2 separate regions of the Homo sapiens genome follow, and region 1 is linked to region 2. A link is an interaction called in ENCODE POLR2A ChIA-PET data of the cell type or tissue named here. Cell type or tissue: A673. All regions are shown on one strand. Each heading gives the region's core, and the rest is flanking DNA. Links, peaks and the distances in the headings are about the cores only. Region 1 overlaps CCNT2 (cyclin T2). Region 2 overlaps MCM6 (minichromosome maintenance complex component 6).

Region 1 (4,402 bases), core at 200-4,199, 920 kb before region 2:
GACGGGTTTTCACCATGTTGGTCTGGCTGGTCTCAAACTCCTGACCTCGTGATTCCCCCCACCTCGACCTCCCAAAGTGCTGGGATTACAGGCGTTAGCCACCTCGCCCGGCCCCAGTATTCTTACTCTAATCACTTTCTTTATAGTTTTAGCACCCAACTCTGCATTCCCAAATACCATAGACCTTGCTCATTATTAAAAATTTGGTAAGTCTTTGAAGTCTCTCAGTATGCATGTTTCCCCTCCATCTTTTTATGTCAACTAAGTTGTAGCTGTTGAAGGACCCTAGAGTGTGTGACCTGTAGAGTTTCCAACTGTCTGAATTTTGCTGATTGTATACTCATGGTGCAGTTTACTGTGTTCCTTTTTTCTTGCATTCCTGGAAAAATTGATGATTAGATCCAGAAACTTAATCAGACTCCTGTTAGATCCCTTAGGCAAGGCTATAGATGGTGTTAATGTTCTTTGGTCAGAAGGTCTAAAGTCTGGTTGTCTCTCTTTGTAGTGTTAGTGGCTGCTGATATTCAATGCCTGGGTCCTTTCATTCATTGGTGATACTCTAATTCTGTCATTTCTTTCTTACAAATTGGTATTTTTGTATTGGAATTCTTGATTCATCTCATATGGACACCCAGTGGCACGTATCATATAGGATAATTACTGGATTTTTGCCCTTTTTGTGATATAATTCACATATTGTACATTTCACCCATTGAAAGTATGATTCCGTGGGGTTTGTGGGTTTTTTTAAGAATATTCACAGAGGTGTGCATCAATTTTTAGAAGTCTTCACTACACCAAAAAGAAACCCCCAACCCCGCAGTCATTTCTCCCTATTTTTCCCCCAGCCTATTAATAGACATTTCATTAATGGAATCCTACAGTATGTTGTCCTTTGTGACTGACTTCTTTCACTTACCGTGTTTTCAAGGCTCATCTATGTTGTTGTATTTATTCAGTAGGTTGTTTACTTTTCTTGCTGTACTACCCATTATTCCACTGTATGGCTAGACCACATTATATATATATGTTCATCAGTTGGTGGGCATTTGGATTGTTAGCCACTTTTTGGCTAATATGAATAGTGCTCTTAAGAACATTTGTGTACAAGTTTTTGTGTAGACTTGTGTTTTTGGTTTCTCTTGGGCTTATACCCAGGAGTAGAATTGCTGGATCATATGGTAACTCTAGATTCCAATAATATTGGAAACTTGGATAGCTGCCTTTTTTTTTTTTTTTTTTTTTTTTGAGACTAGGTCTCCCTCTGACACCCGGGCTGGAGTGCAGTGGCACAATCATGGCTCACTGCAGCATCAACCTCCTGGGTTCAAGTGATTCCCCCACCTTAGCCTCCCAAGTAGCTGGAATTACAGGCACATGCCACCACACAGTTAATTTTTTTAATTTTTTGTAGAGACAGGGGTCTCACCATGTTGCCCAGGCCGTTCTTAAACCCCTGGACTCAAGCAGTCCTCCTGCCTCAGCCTCCCAACACTCAGCCTAAAGCAGCTCTTTCCAGTGTGATTTGTCACTTTAAGCACCACTCTTCTAGTCTTTTCTTACAGTCTTTGTGTGAACTGAATACTCTTCGGTTACTCATTTTTGTGAGATATTAGCTTTCCTGAACTTTAAAAAGGTGATGTACCTTCAGAGTGCTTTAATAATTTCACAGAGCTCCCTTTTCTGTTATTTTGTGTAATGTTCAGAAGTGTAGCAGCTTACTTTCTGGGAGTTTCTGGCCCTCTTCCCCTCCACATTTTTAGTTTCTCTTTTCCCTTCTTCCTATCTTGCTGATTGTGCTTTTCCTCCCAATGGTTTCTCTTCAAACTGGAGTCTTGGAAGAGAACCTTGGAAGATCAATTTCAAAAGTTCGTAGAAGTTAGCTTCGGTCTTTTAATCCTTACTGTAGGTCTCTTGCATCCATCTACTTATTGGACTGGCAAAACTCCCAGTGCTAGCTGCTCTTCTCACATTGGCCTGCCATGATTTCCAGTGAATGTCTTTTGGCTCTTTGAGGTTCTTCTTATATCAAGTCCAGCACATGCCCCATTCCTTTGCATCTTGTTGCACTGTGCTGTGTATGTTGACATAGTAGCCTGTTTTTTCCTCATTCGTATGTGTTAGGAATTCCCTAGGAATGGCTTGTCATGTGATTTGGTTGTAGCTATCCATGGGGTTTTGGTTTTGCTATCTTGTTGCTCTGTTTTTCTGTGGGGATTTAAGTATCCCCTCTGCAGCCATCAACTCAGAATTCTTCAGGTAAATCACTAAAAGTTTACCTTCATTCAGAAGATGATACACTCATTTCCAGTGGGACTTCATCTTTCCAGAAGTATTTATAAGTACATTTAAATGACAGCCTATTGTGGTCCCACTGGAAATGAGTGTAAGATGAAGTTGATTTTTTAAAAAGAATAAATCACTTGAAGTTTCTGTTAAATAAGGAAGCTGTGGGAGAGTTCATTTATTAATAGGCATTACAAAGAATATATGATATTTTTGATTGATTTTCTCAAATTAATTCTGAAAGCTACTCTAGAACTTCCCCAGAAAGCTTTAAATGTTATTTTGAAACATGCTGCTCTTATCTGCCTAATTACAGGGATACTGACTTCAGTGACTCTGTATTATTATAGAAGTCTTATGAAGTATTCCTGAAGCGGCTTAAAATTTTTTTTTGCAAAATTAAATGATTGTGAAATAACTCATACCTTTTCTCTGCACACACAGATACATGTATATTTTAGCCTTGGTAATTTATATGCTTCTCTGTGGTCCTGGCTCATCCTTTTTGTTGAGTCATCGCATGGCAGGAGTGCAAGAGAGTGAACCCAGTCCTGCAAGATCCAAGGCGCTTTCAAACCATAACAAATTCTAAACTTAGGTGTATAGAGTAGAATAGGTTAATATATTAACAAATGTGCATTGAGTGTTTGCATTGGCCAAGGCATGCAAATGTCTCAGTATAAAATCAGACAGATTTTATATAGTTTATAAACTGATTTTCAAGGCCATTGCAGAACAGGAGTTTTGTTTTTAGTATTAATAGCTAAAATTGGTTAAGGTAATTTTTTAAGTGAAAATCCAATTAGATAACTGCATTTTATTATAAACATACATATACATTCTAGGGAGTACATATTTACACATGTTCTAGGGATTAGGGGAAATGATGGAATCTCCTTACCACTCTACATTTTCTGGTGTTAACCTAATATTTTACCCCTAAATAAGCTAAGGCTCTGATTGTTAGTGACATATTACATACTCTTTATATGGCTATACATAAGGAAATACATGTAACGTGAATTTTTCTCTAAATTATTTGGAGCTGATACAGAAAAGAAATGGATGAGAACTGTAGAAGTTCACCTATTTGTTATTAAAAGTTAAAAGTGAAGTTAAGGCTTGTGCTTAGTGACAATATGCAGTTCAAGCAATTCTCCTGCCTCAGCCTCTCAAGTAGCTGGGATTATAGGCATGTGCCACCACACCTGGCTAATTTTAGTAGAGACGGGGTTTCACCATATTGGTGAGGCTAGTCTCGAACTCCTGACCTCAGGTAATCCACCTGCATTGGCCTCCCACAGTGCTGGGATTACAGCATGAGCCACCATGCCCGGCCTCACATTGTATTTCTTTTTTTTTTTTTTTTTTTCTGAGACGGAGTTTCATTCTTGTTGCCCAGGCTGGAGTGCAATGGCGCGATCTCGGCTCACCACCGCCTCTGCCTCCCAGGTTCAAGCAATTCTCTTGCCTCAGCCTCCCAAGTAGCTGGGATTACAGGCATGCACCAACACTCCCGGCTAATTTTGTATTTTTAGTAGAGCCAGGTTTTCTCCATGTTGGTCAGGCTGGTCTAGAACTCCCGACCTCAGGTGATCCGCCCGCCTCAGCCTCCCAAAGTACTGGGATTACAGGCATGAGCCACCGTGCCCAGCCTATATTTCTATTTGACAGTGACGGTGTGGGCTATAGTCATTTGTATCCACCAGCAAATAGAATTACTATTGGCCATTCACACTATAGTAATTCCTTCCAAAGGCAAATGTGCACTTTCACACTAATCTTAAACTGAGGGTTCATTTAGAAGTTGAAAAAAAAAAATGGGAAAGATGTTTCTTCTGTGGCCAAAAATCGGAAGATAATGAAACTTTATATAGTTCCATGCTTAAAAAGAAATACCTGAGAGGGCAGGAAGAGAAAATTCTGAGGGTTTGGGGGTAATCTTTAAATGATGCAAGGATTCAGAGAGGATACCAGGTATTTCCACACCCCCACCCCAAGGTAGATATTTCAGTTACTTTGTGTTGCTATAGCTCCATGATTGGGGTTTTGAATGCCTAGTGTGAGTAACTGTTTGAGTTGATATGGTTCACTTTATGTAGACTTAAATATCTGT
Region 2 (4,402 bases), core at 159-4,158:
CAATTCCACTCCTAGGTATGTACTTGTAGAAATATAAACATATATACATATCATATGAATCCAAAGACATATACATCCCATAAGAACTAGGCCAGGCACGGTGGCTCATGTCTATAATCCCAGCACTTTGGAAGGCAGAGGCAGGCGGATCACCTGAGATTGGGAGTTTGAGACCAGCCTGACCAACATGGAGAAACCCCATCTCTACTAAAAATATAAAAAATTAGCTGGGCATGGTGGCACATGCCTGTAATCCCAGCTACTCAGGAGGCTGAGAAAGAAGAATCGCTTGAACCTGGGAGGCAGAGGTTGCAGTGAGCCGAGATTGTGACACTGCACTCCAGCCTGGGCGACAGAGTGAGACTCCATCTCAAAAACAAAACAAAACAAAAAAACAACCAGCAATGAAACCAGCCAGAAAATGAAATGGAAAAAAAGGCTACTCCCAGTACGAACAAACATGATAAAATATCAAGAAATTCAACAAGAAACACTGAAAAACATATGAAGAAAAGTTTAAAGCACTACTGAGTGAAACAGAAGACTTAAGTGGAAAGATAACGGTATTTGTGGTACTCAGAACTGTTCACAAATGTTTGCTCTTCTAATTCTGGGCACCTGGTAGGAAGGCATTTCTCTATCCATTTGAACTTAGGAGGGGCCATGTTAATTTCTCTGGCGAATGAAATGTGAGTATGTGTCATTTCTGGATAGAAGGGGGAGAAAGCACATGGCTCACCACCTTCTCTTCCCTGCTTTCTGTCATCATGAAAGCGTATGTCAAGATCAAACCTTTATATCAGCCTGAATCTCTGAGTAACTTGACAAGGTGAGTCCCTTGATGACCTAATGGATGTGTAGCACAAGCAAAAAAAAATTGTTTTATGCAGCTGAGATTTTATAGTAGTACAACCTAACCTATTCTAAGTGATACGTTACTGAATAGGAAAAATCATAGATGTTTTCAATTCTTCAAGTTAATATAAATAGAATGTTATACTGATAAAAAAATACCAGGTTTTTCTTTAAAACAGAGCAAGCTGATTTCTAAGTTCCTAACAGCTGATAGAGAACAATGCGCTGGAACTAGCCCTACATTTAAACTACAAAGCCCCATAGATTAAAACATCATGGTACCAATGTAAGAGGAGCTGATAAGACTCAATGAACAGAATGGAAAGTCCAAAAGGAGATCCTAACACACACAAGAATATATAATTAAGGCATGCCAAACCAGTGTCAAAAAGATGGATTGTTCAATAAATGGTTTTGGAACAACTAGAAAACTAGCTAGGTAAATAATGGGAGAATTTTTTATAATCTTAGAGTGAGAAAGGCCTAACAAAAGTTTTTTTAATGGATGAAGATTATGAACATATGAGACAGAAATAGCTCTTAAATATATGCAGATACTAAATTTCATTCAGAAAATATATTTGTGTATATAATTTATGTGCATATATTTTAATATCATGTGAATCTGCTATTTGAAGACTAATTTTTAAAAATAGAACAAAATAAAAATCAATTAGAGACTGCCCTAAGACATGTACCAGTTTTATGCAACTCATTTCAGGAACTATCACAATGAAAAAAAAAGTACAAATGTTAGCATGGTTTTAGAATGACCTTGTCCCAGGGTATCTTGCCTATCCAAATTCTGCACACCCTTCAGTGACTGGGTTTAAACGTCGGCACCTCCCTGAGTCCTCCTCCTTCTTTGGTAATAAAGTAATTCATCTCAGCACTCTGGTTGTGATGCTCTATTCTCCCTCTCGTTTTTTTTTAATTTCCAACTTATATTTTAGGTTCGGGGGTACACATGCAGGTTTGTTACATAGGTAAACTGTGTGTCATGGGGATTTAGTATATAGATTATTTCATCACCCACTCTATTTTTTACATGCTTAATTAAATACATGTCTCGTTCCCACCAGATTAGCAGCAATGGAAGGCAGGGGCTCTCATTCATTTTTTGTCCCCTACAGGTGTTCCCTAAATATTGGGTGAATCAAAGAATATTAAATAACCTAGTGTGAAAGTACTTCGTCAATAGTAAAGTACCATATCAAAGAATTTGAAAATTTAGTGGAAAAAAGCCAAAAAATTAACCTGTGGGATAAAAGTAGTGATTGAAGTCGGAACAGTGGTTACTTCAGGGGAAGAGGGCTAAGACTGAAAAGAGGCAGGGGTTTGGAACTTTCTGAAATTATGGAAATGTTTTGGATCTTGAGCTGGGTATTCACAAGGATGTATGTGAAAAAACTCACCATGCCATACATTTCCCTTTTTATAAATTATACCTCAGTCACACTGTAAAAAAAAGCCAAACCCCCTTTTCAAAGACGACCTTACATCAAACCTATTAATAAAACTAGGAAAACGCAGGGCTGCTTTGGTTGAAGCGAAGATGGGACGCTTGAATGCCCTTTCGTACTACTCCCCTTTTACCTCGTTAATACCCACTGACCTATCCTCGTGGAATGCAGGGCTCAAAGAACAATCTAAAAATCAAACATTATACAAATGCAACCTAAGGAGGAGAGTTCCTTTGAGGCCAGGGGCTACATTATCTTATCTGTATTGCCAGCGCAGAGGCCTACTAGTACATTGTAGGGTCTAAGTACATTTTTCCTGAATGAAAGGTATTAAATGGTAACTTACGTCTTTATGCACTCTATAAACTATGACGTGATCGTCTCCGTCTAACAACTACACTCAAATGCTTACCAAGCTCTTTAAAGGGAAGAATTCCATGGTCGTATGAGCATTCAACAGTTACATAAAAATGTATTTGCAGTGAATTCTAGTATGTCCCATACCAAAGATTAAAAACATGCAACAAATCTGTTTATCTCTGCTCTCATCATATCAAAGTGACTCTGATACCTCATCACAGCAGTGCATCCGAGCCATAGCTTCAGAGAGACGAATCATGCTCTCAAGCTGTCGCACTGTAATCCTCCATGAAGACTTGGTCACTCCAGAACCATCTCTCTGGCGGAGATGTTTATATTGCTCCACAATGAAGTCCTCTGACTCTTTGGAAATCTGTTTCAGATCATCACTCAAGTTAGAGAAACATTTCTATTTGATGAGAGCTACGGTAAACCTAAGTTTAAGAGCCTTCCAGGTGGAAACATTTAGGGAACCTGAGAGGGTTGAAACTTTGAGAAGCCAGTGACAATAAATTACTATTGTAATGTCTTTCAAAAGAAACTAATATTAAGGAGGCTTGTGAATTCCATGTTACTAATTTTATGAACCTGAAAAAAGGCTTAGTATTTAAGCAAATGACCATTTCTAAAAGCTGCTTAACAAGCTGAAGCAATGGAACAAGATGTAATGTCTTTTACACCTCAGGATGTCAGTGCTCATTAAATAAATTAATGCTCAGTATTTGAGGCTCAATTAATTAACTCACACTCTTTGCAGGGAAAAAAAAGCTGTTTCAATAAACTTTATATCTAAAGGATCCTCAGCTTTTCAGAGCAAGGAATTCACCATATTAAGGAAGCATGCCAAGGTTACAGAGGGATCAGTATATCAGTATGCAGTAATGGAGAACAGATGCTCTTTTTTACACAAGAATCACCCATAATCCTTAGTTTTAAATGATTAAATTTCTTTGGGACAGTGAGAGCCAACTGCAATCTCATGAATAATCAAGTGAAGATGATAAATGATCAATACCTAGTAACACCTTCCAGAAGTCAAGTTAGCCAACAGTGTGAAAATCTCAACCAGAATGAGTATTTTTTTTCCTTTTCATACCCTATTTTGGGAAAATGCCAAGCATTTGGGGGTTTATGTCCAGGTAAGAATCCTGGGTCCAGAACAGAGTTAGTCCAATACAATGCATCAATCACTGTAAAACAGTAATTTATATTTATCATAATGGCCTAGATGAATCCAATGTTTCCTTCAAAGAAAGATTCAACTATTGATTTAGGCGCATAAACAATTTTAACGTTCTTAGTAATGTTTGAAATAAAAGAATGTTCTAGATTATCCAGTTATCCAAAACTCTTCTCCCATACAAATCTTTTTATTACCACCAAACAAATAATGGAATTATTCAGAATTTTTTTTACAGTTCCCTTTCTCAGCCCTCTCTGAAAAAACAAATTGCTGTTCCAGAAAAAAAAAAAAAGTTGTAAAATTTAGGAACTAAGGTAGATGACAGGTTCAGTTAATTTCCATATAACACACTTACTTAAATTCCACTTTAATATACCCATTATACCTTATCCCAGTACAAAAGGGTAGGTTACCTTGGGTTTAAACTGTCTTGCAAAGAGAAGATATCTTCTGATATCATCGAGGGAATAGACACGATCAATTGATTCCTCAATTCTTGAATGCAAATCTACTATGCGCCTGGCAATGGCATAATCTGTAA

Evidence for each region. Peaks named below come from ENCODE experiments on the same cell type or tissue, not always from the same donor. Only the 100,000 strongest peaks of a DNase experiment are listed, where the experiment ranks them.
Region 1: POLR2A ChIA-PET joins it to region 2 with 29 read pairs; 2 of 35 experiments call an interaction of 5 or more read pairs at or near these places.

The regions. Positions count from the first base shown.
Region 1 is chr2:134,924,636-134,929,037 of GRCh38, forward strand. The region is part of intron 2 of CCNT2 (cyclin T2); the gene reads left to right. Among named protein-coding and RNA genes, the nearest start is that of CCNT2, 8.0 kb to the left of the region's middle. In A673, for the core only: no CTCF peak of the experiment used is centred there; no DNase peak of the experiment used is centred there; H3K27ac peaks cover 1,805 bases.
Region 2 is chr2:135,848,513-135,852,914 of GRCh38, forward strand. MCM6 (minichromosome maintenance complex component 6) reads right to left here. Exons shown (of 17, transcript NM_005915.6): 12 at 4,275-4,402; 13 at 2,890-3,051. Among named protein-coding and RNA genes, the nearest start is that of LCT, 14 kb to the left of the region's middle. In A673, for the core only: no CTCF peak of the experiment used is centred there; no DNase peak of the experiment used is centred there.